Regions from separate parts of the Homo sapiens genome. Here all the other regions are linked to region 2. Evidence: chromatin contacts called from ENCODE Hi-C or POLR2A ChIA-PET data. All regions are on one chromosome and are shown on one strand. Each heading gives the region's core, a stretch centred on a gene start or an enhancer-like site at or near the end of the contact. The rest is flanking DNA. Distances are from core to core; before and after follow the strand shown. Region 1 overlaps LOC124903082 (a long non-coding RNA gene). Region 2 overlaps LOC105370003 (a long non-coding RNA gene). Region 3 overlaps LOC105370003 (a long non-coding RNA gene). Region 4 overlaps LOC105370003 (a long non-coding RNA gene).

Evidence for each region. Hi-C counts contacts between places; a loop is a spot of excess contacts on that map. ChIA-PET counts read pairs that join two places held with the same protein, here RNA polymerase II (POLR2A). Pooled maps may share reads with other maps.
Region 1: a loop to region 2 is called in a pooled map, with 2.1 times the contacts of the local background. The contact joins two enhancer-like sites. A Hi-C loop is called at or near these places in 1 of 168 maps with a recorded cell type or tissue (heart left ventricle) and 5 of 50 pooled maps. POLR2A ChIA-PET finds 5 or more read pairs at or near these places in 1 of 52 experiments (Panc1).
Region 3: a loop to region 2 is called in a map of PC-3, with 4 times the contacts of the local background. The contact joins two enhancer-like sites. A Hi-C loop is called at or near these places in 1 of 168 maps with a recorded cell type or tissue (PC-3) and 5 of 50 pooled maps. POLR2A ChIA-PET finds 5 or more read pairs at or near these places in 1 of 52 experiments (MCF 10A).
Region 4: a map of cardiac septum shows a loop between it and region 2 (4-fold over the local background). The contact joins two enhancer-like sites. A Hi-C loop is called at or near these places in 1 of 168 maps with a recorded cell type or tissue (cardiac septum), 1 of 37 single-sample maps with no recorded cell type and 8 of 50 pooled maps. POLR2A ChIA-PET finds 5 or more read pairs at or near these places in 1 of 52 experiments (WTC11).

The regions. Positions count from the first base shown.
Region 1 is chr12:115,324,288-115,327,339 of GRCh38, forward strand. The region is part of intron 5 of LOC124903082 (a long non-coding RNA gene); the gene reads right to left. Among named protein-coding and RNA genes, the nearest start is that of LINC02463, 560 kb to the right of the region's middle. Within about 2 kb of position 1,749, at least 2 of the 41 ENCODE cell types and tissues checked have a DNase peak (open chromatin) inside an H3K27ac peak, as active enhancers do.
Region 2 is chr12:115,751,836-115,755,212 of GRCh38, forward strand. All of the region lies in intron 1 of LOC105370003 (a long non-coding RNA gene), which reads right to left. Among named protein-coding and RNA genes, the nearest start is that of LINC02463, 130 kb to the right of the region's middle. Within about 2 kb of position 1,265, at least 2 of the 41 ENCODE cell types and tissues checked have a DNase peak (open chromatin) inside an H3K27ac peak, as active enhancers do.
Region 3 is chr12:115,403,610-115,406,840 of GRCh38, forward strand. All of the region lies in intron 3 of LOC105370003 (a long non-coding RNA gene), which reads right to left. Among named protein-coding and RNA genes, the nearest start is that of LINC02463, 480 kb to the right of the region's middle. Within about 2 kb of position 1,367, at least 2 of the 41 ENCODE cell types and tissues checked have a DNase peak (open chromatin) inside an H3K27ac peak, as active enhancers do.
Region 4 is chr12:115,449,669-115,452,787 of GRCh38, forward strand. All of the region lies in intron 2 of LOC105370003 (a long non-coding RNA gene), which reads right to left. Among named protein-coding and RNA genes, the nearest start is that of LINC02463, 440 kb to the right of the region's middle. RefSeq lists a silencer at 2,248-2,357. Within about 2 kb of position 1,629, at least 4 of the 41 ENCODE cell types and tissues checked have a DNase peak (open chromatin) inside an H3K27ac peak, as active enhancers do.

The sequences.
Region 1 (3,052 bases), core at 499-2,998, 430 kb before region 2:
ATAGGGTAACAATGTGTCAATACTACTCTTCTGAATTTAATAGTTATATTTTTATTATAAAGGGAAATGCCCTTGATTTTAGGAAATAAATATTAAATTGTTGGGGCTAAAAAATATAAACCTTGACCTAAAATGTAAGTGTACATCTTCTCCTATTGCTTCCAATATAAAGATAGAACTTACACCAGAAAATATACTCAGAGTTTCCTAATAAACATCTTTTCCGTAAAAAAAAAAAAGTAGACATAAATATGCAGAAGAGATGAATTTAATCTACTTATATCCAGCTTGATGTGCTAAGGAGAAACTTTCCAACGCCCGTGAAATATGGTCCCAAAGGAGAGTGTACTTTTTAGAAGCCATCGAACGTTGAGGCAAAGGAATGGACTTACAATTTTACGAAGTCTTAGGTCTTAGAATATTATGAGTTGTCACATCCTGGGGCAGTCACAGAGATTTCATGGCTTTTACCCTCCAAGAGCAAGAATTCCAGGCACGTTTCAAAAATAGTGTCTTACCATGAAATACACCTGTCAAAGTTCCTTCTTACTTTGAAAGATGTCTTTTTTTAAAAAAAAACCCCAATGGAAGAAACGTCCTTAATTCACAGTTCTCAGGGTCAGATTTTTGTAAGGAAGTTTTGGTGAACAAATAACTGAACAGATGCCGGAAAACCTAAGACTTTCATTTGAGTAGAGGAGAGGGATTTATTAGACCACTAGATTAAAATTCCTGTATTTAAGACATATTTCACAAACACTTAATGGGGTTTTCCCACCCGTTAAGAGCAAACTAAGGGCACAATGTTCCATTTTAATAGGGGCAGTAACTCCATTTCATTTATAGACTAAACGGACAGGAAAAAAAAAAATACAAGGGCAGTTCTCGCCAGAGAAAACATGACCTAATACAAGGGCTCAGGCAATGTATTAGAAATAAAGGCCTGTCTGTAGCCCTGGCCATTTCTTTTCCTTTTTTCTATTTTTGGGAGGGGGTGGTGATTTGGAAGAAAAAAATTCTGTGGTTGATATCCAATGAAGTTAACACTTCTCGGCCAGGACTTCTATTACATGCAAACATCATGAATTATAATTAGAGAACAGCCTATTTACACATGAAGGTACACTGGGTCAAGTGAAAAACTCTGCCAAGAATCTCAGCTTTTGGCTGAGAAATATTGGCAATTGGCATAAAGAAAATGGTCCTGGAATGGGACAGAGCTGGGAGGAGCCAGGAGATCTAGTTTTCAATCCATGTGACATTAGCAAATGGATGTATTGACATGCAAAGATTTCCCAGTAGATTAAGTTAAAAATAGCAATGTATAAAAAGATGTAAAGTATGATTTTGTTTTTTATTAAGAAAGACAGTGAATGTCTGTGTTTTTATGTGTACCTAAAAAATCAGACTTATGCCTACTGGATTACCAAAGTGTTTATTCTTGGTAGGCAGAGTTACTAGAATATGTCCACTTGCCATATATGTCATATTTCTATGTTGTTTGAAGTTTTAAACAAATATAGGTCACATTATAATTAGAAAAGGTTATAAGAGTATTTCCAGTAAAGGAAAAGGCAGTCTCTATCTTACAGAGTTCACTTCTTCTTCTCTAGAGGAAACCTCTATGTTGAGTTCAGACACACCTGCTTTATAATCCTGGCTCTGCCATTTACCCAGCTGTTGACACCAGGAAAACCACTGAGCCTCTCTGAGTCTATCCTCTATTCTATTACGTAAGGACGTTCCTTTCTTCCTAGACTGGCAATGAGGATTATGTGAGGTAATGTTTGCACAGGGCCTGGCCTAGCGCCTGGCACTCACAAAGTGTTCAATTAAAGAAAAGAAAAAATGAGTGCCTTGTCTTTTTAACAAGTACAATGGACAAGATCTAAACTTTAGCCAGGGATGTCAAACCATGACCAAGGGGGATGCAGTGGGGTGCCTACTTGGTATGTAGCCTGCAGCTTGGCACTGCATAGACAAAAATCCATCAGAGCACGTGTTCTCTACCTAAGGCACTTACTTGCTAGGTGGGAGACTGATAACTGTGATTAGTAACATTTTTTTTTTTTTTGAGATGGAGTCTCACTCTGTCACCCAGGCTGGAATGCAGTGGCACGATCTTGGCTCACTGCAACCTTTCCCTCCTGGGTTCAAACGATTCTCCTGGCTCAGCCACCTGAGTAGCTGGGACTACCGGTGCATGCCACTAAGCTCAGGTAATTTTTCTTTGTATTTTTAGTAAAGTCGTGGTTTCACCATGATGTCCAGGTTGGTCTCAAACTCCTGACCTCAAGTGATCTGCCCCCATTGTCCTCCAAAAATGCTGGGATGACAGGTGTGAGCCACTGTTCCCAACCAGTAACATATCTTGAGCACCTACTATGTGCCAGGCACTGCTTGATTTCCCTAATGTGATAACTCATTTAATCATTGCAATCACTATTGTAGACAAACACTATTATTATTATCATCCCCCCTTTACAGGTAAAGAAATCAAAATACAAATAAATTACCTGTCTTGGCCATGGTCACCCAGCTGGTTGGGGTACAGCTGAATCTAGAACCCAGAACCCTGACTTCCGAGTCTGAACTCTTAACCCCCATGCACACCTTTGCCATGTAATTAAGGGTGAGGCCAGGGTTAGAGAGGGGAATTCAGGAAAAAGGGGCAGCTTTGTAACAGAAGCTTAGCCACCAAAACCTTGGAAAAGGCCAGGGGTGCTTAAACTTGAGTGACTACCAGAATGTCCTGGGGGGCTTACAATAACACAGGTTGCCAGGCCCTACCCCCACGGCTTCTGATGCAGCAGGTTCAGGATGGGGACCAAGGATGTAAATTTCTGAGAAGCTCCCAGGTTATGCTGCTGCTGTTAGTCCAGGTACCCCAGTTGGAGAACCACTGTTCTAAGCCCCCTGGGGTGCACGGGATTCAGACTGACTAGGAGCAAGGGTAAGGTAGCCCAGGAACTGAGACCTTCCAAATATGCGGATTATGCAAACAATAATACCAGCCATCTAGTCCATTACTAAAGGCTTCAATGACTTCAAA
Region 2 (3,377 bases), core at 15-2,514:
CATGCTTAAATGTCCTAGTTTGAGGCTCACTCTGCCAGGTGTTTAAACTCTAGCTTTATCTTTCAGGCTATGTGATCTTGGGCAAATGACCTAACCTCTCTGAGACTGTTTCCTCACCTATAAAGTGGGAGAACAGACCTCTCTCATGAATTTTGATGAAGATGAAATGAGATGACAAATGTAGAACACCAAGCACAGTTTCTGGTTCCAACAAAGGACCTATGATCCACAATTATTATTTCTGTACTGGGATGAATTCATTTCTTGAGTAAGGGCTTGGATTCTACCGCCAGCTTTTCTAACTAAGATTTTGTAATTCTAAAATAGTATGTTGAATAAACAAAAATAGATTTTTCTGTCTTATATAAAATTAGAGCTGCAGAAAATGCAAAAGAGATAAAGAACTGGTTCACTTAGACTCCAGGATGTATCATAAAAAGTTTTGTTATTTCTGTTGTTAATACATTCCTGATAGCCACTTGTTTCCTGGTTATTTGCCTTTTTGGCTCTGATTGGCCAGGTTCCAGTACATTGAGGTTTTCACTGCACTTGGAAGCTGTGTTTTGAAGACCTCGAATCCTCTGTGAAAATGAAAACTTCTTTTTCCCTTTTCTCCCCAAACTTTGGTGGCCAAATACCATCACCCCACACCCCCCGATTTTGAGGACTCTTCCCACTTTAGATGCTTTGTAGCAGTGTTTCTATAATCATCCATTGTCCCAGAACTTAAAGTCTTTTGGCCTCTGAACTAATTCCCATCCTTGCCTCTCACACTGAGAAGTGGTCAAGAAAAAATTTTGGTTCATGCATCCCCAGTTTTAGTTCAGATAATTTGACTCTACCTTCATAATATATGTCACTTTTGCTTTCAACCATTATCCTCATCATTCAACATCATATTCTTCTGTCAATTGCCTTCCCATTTCTAACAATGTCATGTCTAACAATGCCCTGCACATGCACACAACTGCACAAACACACAACCACACATGATCATCTCCCTTTTCTCCCACTACCACCGGCATTCCTATTGTGATGATTTATATTCAGCAGAAATTTTTGGGAAAAGGTTTGAGGAAAACTTTTTTAATGTCTTCCATTACCACGGGGCATGTGAAGGTGTTGTAATTATACCACTAACCAAAGAATTCATTTCTTTCCTGAATCCCTGAAAGAATCTGAATAATCTGAGGACGTAATAGTTTTTTTCCCGCCCAGTGTGGCAGGGCAAAATACACCCATACCAAGATAAATGGTTCCTTTCTAGCTTTAGCAAAAGGTTCTTAAGAGCCGGCCAGCCCAGCAACCACCAAATACAGCTCCTTGACTTGATTACCTTCTTCCTTCTCTATATTTCTTGACAGTATCTTCAACTATCCAAAAGCAGGCCCAAAGTGCCTGTCCCTAACCTAGTCTGAACGTCCAAGAACAGCACAGCAACCAAATCAGGTCCAAAACTAGTAAGCAGAGGCTGGAGTGCCATCTGCTGACTATTTTTATAAGACATCTTCCTGCTTAGCCCACACCACTAAATGCCCACACCACCCCATTTCAAGGCTGCCAAAAGAATCTAATGGTATAGCTTCAGGCATAGGAATGCATGAATTTTTTACTATATTAATATCTCATTATTCCATTATTGGGAATAGGCATTTAGAAACAAAGCCTTCTTTTCACTTTTTTTTTTATTTAAAGGCAAAATGAAAAATCTGGGAAAGACTGACTCTTTTATAATTGCTTTTATTATTGATGTTTTTGTTATTACTATTACAGTGTTATGTTAATAGATAATAATAATAGCAACTCTTTGAAACTCCAATTTTGCACACTTTTAATCTGGATCTCCAAATCAGCATATCACAGTTTGCAAAAAGATTTATGATCCTCTGAGAGCTTACGAGACCATAACAGAACAAAGGCAAAAAATAAAATAAAATAAAATAGAAGAAACTGAAATGAATGAGTGCGCTGCCAAAGGAGCAAGAATTCAGCTCATTCAGGTATATTTCAAGATCAGGTTGATAGGCGTTTCCCATGAAAATAAGCATTTCTACTTAAGATCAAATGGACTCATTTCTTTTTTCCAGGCTATTACATTTTTTGTTGTCCTTTAAAACCAGAGGAAACACTGGGAGTTCTCCTTTTTAAATAACTGTGCCATCTCTTAGAGAGAAAATGGAAAATCCCATAGTTAGATGTCCTTCTTTAGGGTTTATTTTGCCTCTATTACTTCAGGTTTCAAATTAGACAGTAAATTTGCCAAAATCAATAGAGAGAAGAAAGATGTCTTTCTTTAGAAGAACGGATGACATGTTTTTATTTGTAATATTCTCAGGAAGTATGTCGATAACATGCAAAAATCAAATACTCTCTTTCCAACTGCACCATGTAGGAGTTTTCCTAGATGGCCATCTACGTAAATTTTGACAAATATATGAAAAGTAATACACATTGCATATATACACGTGCATGTTTTGATCTGTTATCCTCAAAAGCACCCACCCTGAAGAAGACACATTCACTAGTCGGATGTGTATAAGCTTTCTACACTGAACAAGTCTTTGGGATTCTAATAGTTTCTTTTGTTTGTACTTTGCTCAGACTTTCAGAGGCATCTACAAATTCCAGATCTTTCTTCAAGGGGAGGACTTGGTTAATATTTCCTAGTATTTTCAGCCCCTTCGTTGATTTCCTTCCTTTCTAGTATTTTTAGTTCCTGAGATAAAACCTCATTTATAATAAAGTCAAAATCCCTGGAAAACATTTCGTCAATGAAACATCCAGCTTTGCTATTCATTATTTCATTGAATGAATGTTTTTTCCTTGAAACCTGATGGCCCAACTCTGATTATTTAAAGGCAGACACAAAACTAGAATTGTGTCTAGTTTTTTAATATTTAATACGTAAAACTCTTCTTTAAAATATTTGTACTTTGCCATAAAATGGCCTATTCAAAGGCACAAATTTGCTAGGACCAAATCATTCAATTTAGGAATAATCGTATGTCAGCACCAGACCCAATGTTGGCAGATCCTATTTAATTTATCTCTCAGCCTCTTTTTTTTTTTTTTTTTTTATCATTGCAGGTTATTCATGATCCCTAGTCTAAAATGTTGAAATTTCAAAGCATGACTGAAAACATTTTAAATGAAGACTAGTCAAATAAGAAGCACTATTTCTTTATAGGGTCCTTTCATTATTTCCCCCAGAAATTTGGGGAGGTTTCTGCAATCACCATACATTCGAAATACCAGCTGCTAATTTCCACATAATTTTCTGCCCTGTTTAAAAAGGATTTTTTTGTTGTATGGATTTAGTGGGGTTAGGATTGAGATAGCGTGTGTGTTTGCACGCTCGCATGCAGAAAGATAGAGAA
Region 3 (3,231 bases), core at 117-2,616, 350 kb before region 2:
TGACTTCAGGAGTCCTGAGAAATATCTTCCTAAAACTAAAAACTCCCCCAGAGACCAATTGATTTGATTTAAATCATGTGGCTGATTGTTTTCCGAACACAACAATATTTTCCATTCTATATGCTCTTCTACAATATGACCTTGCACCCTCCCATCCAGCGGTTGGGGTTTGTGTTCCCATCCTTTAGACCTGGGTGGGCTGTGACTGTTTCGACCAGTAGAGTCTAATAGAGTATGGCAGAAATTATATTGTGTAACTTCTAAGGTTTTGACCAGTAGAGTCTAATAGAGTATGGCAAAAGTTATATTGTGCAACTTCATAAAAAGCAATACCGCTTCTGCCCTGTCCACTAAGACACTTATGCTAGAACCTCAAAACACCATGTAAGAGTTCCAACTAACCCTGAGGCTGCCACACTAAGAGGAAGCCCAGGCCACATGGAGAGGCCATATGTAAGTGCTAAGCGATGGCATTTTTAAGTGATCCCAGTTCCTGTAAGTAAATCTGCCTTGCAGATTTCTGTAGCAGAGAATTCCAAGCAGAGGGGGCTGTAGTGCAAAGGTCACGAGGTTGGAGTGAGCTGTTCGTTTTGAACAGAGGAGTGCCATGGTCTGGTTTAGGATTTAACAGGTCCTGGGAGCTGGGATCACCTAGAAATCCCTTCGCTTAGCACCTACATATCCCAGCCATTGAATTATGTCCAGATTAGACCTTAGACATCTTGGAGCAGAGAACACCTGTCTGCACCTTCTATCAAAACTTCTGAGTCACAGAATCTGTTACCTAATGAAATGGTTGTTTATACCATTAAGTTTTTGGACACTTTGTTACACAGCAAAGATAACTGGAACAAAGTGGATCTCTTTGGAATGCAAATGTCTATCAGTATGAGAAATATAAACAATCAGAATTGCAGAGTATATATTCACTTGTTTATTTATTCACTTACTCTCTTACATCCCCGTTTATGAACACACGCATGCTCTCCTAATTTATTCACGTACTTATCCAAAAGCATGATAAATTCTCACTATGAACAGAGATACCCTCTGAGAGTTCACTTGGCAATGGGGATTCATTCATTCATTTCATAGATATTTATTGCCTGGGAAGTGTTCCTCAGAGATGTATCAAAATAGGAACAGACTTTCTTTCCTGCTTTGGTTGGAAAAATCCCAGGGAAGGCACCTCATTGGCTCTGTTGGATGGTGTGTCCAATGCTGTACCCATCACCCAGCCCAAGAGGGTGGGGAGCTAGCATGGACAGCCTCTATTCAAACCATATGTTTAGAGAGGAGGCAGGAGCAATTTATCAAAGGATCACCAGTCCCTGAAGAAGTGAGGGCGCTGCCAGGTCAAACAACGGCTGTCCCCTACGAAAGACCTGCCTTGCCTGTTCTCCATTGACATCATGCACCACCTTCGGCAGCTACTAGTGTTTATCCATCTGCTTTGGCTTTAACTACCAAACTCTAGAGGCATTTCTAATACTCGAAGCAGCAACTCGGATTTTTAAAAGCTGCTGCTTGTATCATTTACCGTAAGATCAGCCAGGCTGTAAAACAGCATCCGAGGCTTCCCAGAGGATGAGGGAGGACCAGAGGTAAAGAAACTCTTATTTCCCTAGGCAAGTCAAAATGTTAACCCTCTGATGACCCAACTCTCTGGTGCACCTCTGCTCTGCAGATTACATGAAAAGAAACCTATTCTATATCTCAGTCCAATGACATCATGGGAAATACCAGGAATTTTTTGGCTGCACACAAAATTCCTGTGAGATTCTTGGAAAATCTTACACAAAACTGTGAGTAACAGGGACTTAGTAACCTCAAGTCATCTTAATCAACACCAGGCGATAAAAGGAGAATATATTTTGAAACCAGGCAGATCTATATTTGAATCTCCTTGTTCTGCTATTTATCAGCTATGTGAACTTGGGCAAGTTACTTTTCTCTAAGGCTCACTCTTTCCATCTTTAAAATGGGCATTATGATGCTCACTTCAACAGTTTCCAAGGGCTGATATGAAAGAATTAAATCAGTTAATGGATGGAAATGTGTGTCACAAGGTCTTGCACGCATCTCGGTTATTATGATTGTGTTGTTGCTATCACTTTTGCTAAGTCATAAAGCTGCACGTCTTTTCTGACATGGGATTTAGGGGTATCCCAGGAACAGAAAAGAAGGCTGTATGATGCGAGAAAAATCAAAGAACAAAATGATATATTGTATATCTAAATATGGAAGTAAAAACAATAAAGCTTCTAGAAAACACTATAGGAGAGTTTTTTTTTTTAATTTTTATTCAGGCAGGGAATGATTTCTTAAACAAAAACAAAAGACAGTCCCCAAAAATCAAATTTAAAGGAAATATATGTGTGTGTGTGTGTGTGTGTGTGTGTGTGTGTGTGTGTGTGTATGTGTATATAAAATACGAATTTCTGTTCACAAAGACACACTATTAAAACAGTGAAAAGTCAAGTAACAGAAAAGAAAAAGATACTTGCAACACTTATCACCTAGTAAAGGCTCATTTTCAGAATATGTAAACAGCTTCAGAAATCAGTAAGAAAAAGAGAGATAACCCAATTTTAAAAAAATGGGCAGAAGATTCAAACAGGCATTTCATAAAAGATCTCCAAAAGTATGGCAAACATATAAACTGTTGGTCAGCCTCAATAATAATCATAGTAATGCTAGTTACAGCCTCAATGAGATACTACTACCCAATTACCAGAACTACTATAAATTCAAAATACAGACAATACCAAGTGCTGCCAAGTATGTGGAACAACCTGAACTCTTACACATTGATGGTAAGAATATAATTTGGTACAAACACTTTTGAAAACATTTTGACATACATAAAAATATAAATGCATGCTTTAACTGAGCAATTCCCTTCCTAGGTACATACCTAACAGAAATGAGTGTACCAAGAGAGGGAAAAGAATATTCATAATGATACTATTCACATTAACCCGCAAATAAATCAAATACCCCTCAACAGAAGAATCAATCAATAATCATATCATCATACAACAAAATGACATTCAATGATAAACAAACAAAAGCTTCAGACACAACAGAAAGGAAGCTCACATACACAGTGTTCGGGAAAATAAATCAACCACAAAAGAATGCATTTTATTTATATTAAGTGAAAAAGCAGACAAAACTGTTGTTAAAAATCCAGAAAGAGGCCACTTTTGGGGAAAGGTATGGATGAAG
Region 4 (3,119 bases), core at 379-2,878, 300 kb before region 2:
TGTTTGTTGGTTTTATTTACATTTCCCTTAATGTTTTTTTTTTTTTTTTTTTTGCTGAGTCATCAAGATAAAAGAAAACGGGAAATTTCACATTAAAATATCCAGCTCTCCTTGCAAAATCAGAAAATCTAGCCCCCTGGGCTTGCATTTCCATGTGGCAACCGTTGACTATAAATGAAGAGCAGCCAACCCCTGGCAGATGAGGGGCCTCCTTATTCCCCATCACTCATGTCTCTGACCTGCCTGGCTCTGGTAAGCAGACTAGTTTGAGACCCCCACTCATCTAACCATTCAGCAACACAGCCCTCGTATTTATACCACAGTGTCAAATTAAATGTCACCCTTTCCAGAAAGACTCTCAAACCCTCCCAACGGAAAACTTCCCACCTGGCCCCACCATAGGTTTGTGTTTCATTTGCCTAACTTATTTGGGTATGGATCCTCCCCTCTGTCTGGGTGATGTGAATAACTTCATTCATCTCTCATGACGTAACACACATCATCTCCTTCAGGAGGCCTTCCCTGATTGCTCCTCCCTCCTCCAGCCTGCTGTCTTTTGCTGCTTCTGCCTATCCAAGCTTTTATCATCCTTGTTTCTTCTCTGTCTCCCCTGCTGGGCAGGAAGAGGGCAGGGGCTGAGCTCTGTAAATCCAGCAGGAAGCATGCAGCTTGGCTTCTGGGAGGGTCTCTCGGGAAGTGTTTGCAGAATAGAGAGAAAATGGGACAGAAAGGAAGAAAAAGCTCATTTGCTCAGGATATTCAGTTAGAATGCTGACAGCAGGAAGGCATCATCATAATAGTAATAATAATAATAATAGTTCCTAGCACCTACTAGGGGCTTTGTATGTGAGTCTTTTACATATTAATTCATTGTGTTAGTTTCAGTCCTCTGGGAAGCGGAAGTCTAGATGGAATGAGACATTTACTGAGGGAGATGTCTGTGAAGGATAAAGGGGAATGAAGCAGGAGTAGTCCAGGAGAACCTGCACATCAGGATGCAGGTCCCACAGGGGAAGAAGAGAAGGGAGGCGGACTGGGCAGGAAGAGCCTGCAGGATAGGTCTGGTCCACTCCGAGAAAGTCTCTGCCTGGTGATGAGGAGTGGCCCGCAAAGATCGGCCATCAGAGCAGTCCCAAACCAGGCAGGAGAGGCTGGGCTCTAGCACCTCTGCCATGCCCAATCATTGGTTGGCGGCAGCTGGGAGAGCGGGTCCTGGCTGTGCATGCTTGGGTGGATCTTAAGTTGGGTCATCTGGAGGCTCTCAGCTTGCAGGACTTCACACACGGAGGTCTGAAAAATCCCAGCTCCAGGGCTGCAGCACCCAGATAATCCCCACAACGCCCCTAGGCACCACTGCTGCTATTGCCAAGCTGCGCCTTAGGGGAAGTGACATGACCTGGTCCAAAGCTACAGAGCTCTTAGAGATGGAACCAGATATCAATACCAAATCAGGCGTGTAGCCACCCTGCCCTTGGATCCTCGGCAACCCTCGGGGAAAGACAGGTTATTAGAGTCTTGGGTTGATGGCCCAAGGCCCATTTTTCTGAGAAGGAATATGGGACCCTGAGCCAGGAGTTGACTTGGCCATTCCCGAGGGAGGCCAGCAGGCACACCCAGGACTCCTGGCCTCCTGCAGCCGAGAGGAAGGAGACTCCGAGGCACCGATCCTTGGGGTTAGCAGGAGGTGGATGTCCACCAGCTCCTTTGTCAACCCTTCCCCAGCCCCACTAATGATGATAACACCAGCCTGGTCCTACAGAACAGCTTCTATGTGTTGGGGACTGTTGAACCACTTATATCTTTGCCTGTCTTTAACCTCCCGGCATCCCTGTGACGCAGACACCTTTATTCTTCCCGTTTCCCAGGGGAGAAGATAGAGATGCAGAGAGGCAAGACACTAGCCCAAGGCCACAGTTAGAAAAAGGCAAAGTTCAGATGCAAAGCCAGGTAGGCCCTGCTATTCAAGGCTCTGCTAACTTCAGCCAAGCAAGTAAAAAACAATGGATGTCCTGTGAACAGTGGCATCTTTGGAAAACGTCGCTGTTTTTATTAATCTCTCTCAAGATAGATGTTGCTCAAACACAGCAGCGTCGTGACAGTGCCAATAGCCAGCAGTCTCCTGTCCGCGTGGGTTGCGAGCCCCGGGCGTGGACGGAGTTGGGAGCGGAGGGCGGCAGGTGCCAGCGGGGCCCGCCTCTCCCTGCAGGCGGCCCCGGCAAGTTCACGGCCGGCCCGGGGCGAGGGGCGAGCGGCGCGCGGCCGTGCGGCTCATTCTACCGCCCTGCGTGCGAAGGGGAGGCCGCGCCCCCGCGCCCCTCGCTCGCGCCGTGCCTGCCGCCGCCACCCGCCCGGCCGCCGGGCCGGCCACTGAGCGGCCGCTGCAGACTCGGCGGCGCCGGCGCACCTGCAATCAGGCCCCGCGCCGCGCCGCCTCCTCGAGCCCAAGGCCGCCGCGCGCCGCGCTCGCCGCTGATAAGAGGCGGCGGGGGAGGGGCGCAGGATGCTGGCGTTGCGGAAGGGCGGGGGATGGGTGGGCAGCTGGAGCGGGCTCCCCTCCCCTCCCCTCCCCTCCCCTCCCCTGCCCTTCCTCTCCCTCTCCCTCTGCGATGTCTCTCCCGAAAGTGTGTGACTTGCCCATGTCTGTCTCTTGTCTGCGCCTCTCCCCTAAATTCCCTCCCTCCCCAGCCCTCGCCGCGAGCGTGTGTGCGCGCGTGTTCGTGTGTGTGTGCGTGTGCATGTGTGTCTGTGTCTCCAGTTGCTCCCTGTCTCCTGTACCTGTCTCTGTGCACTTCCTGACCTTTCTGTCTCCTACTCCCCACCTCTCTGATTCTCTCCACCTCCTGCTGATTCTGTCGCTCTCTTCTCTCTTAGCATCCCCTCTTAGTTTCTCCCTCTCTCCCTGTTCTATTTCTCTCTTCCTCACCTAACTTGGAGCCAGTCCCTCCCCTCTCCCTGTGTCTGTCTTCTCTCCCTCTCTCCATCTTTCTGACTCTGACCTGCCTCTCCCCTTCTCTCTCCCTTCCCTGTCTCTCCGAGTCCTTGCCTGTCCTCCTCTCTCTGCATCTTTTCTTTCTGCGTCCCCAACTCCCTCTCACTTCTCCGTTCTTTCACTCATTTGT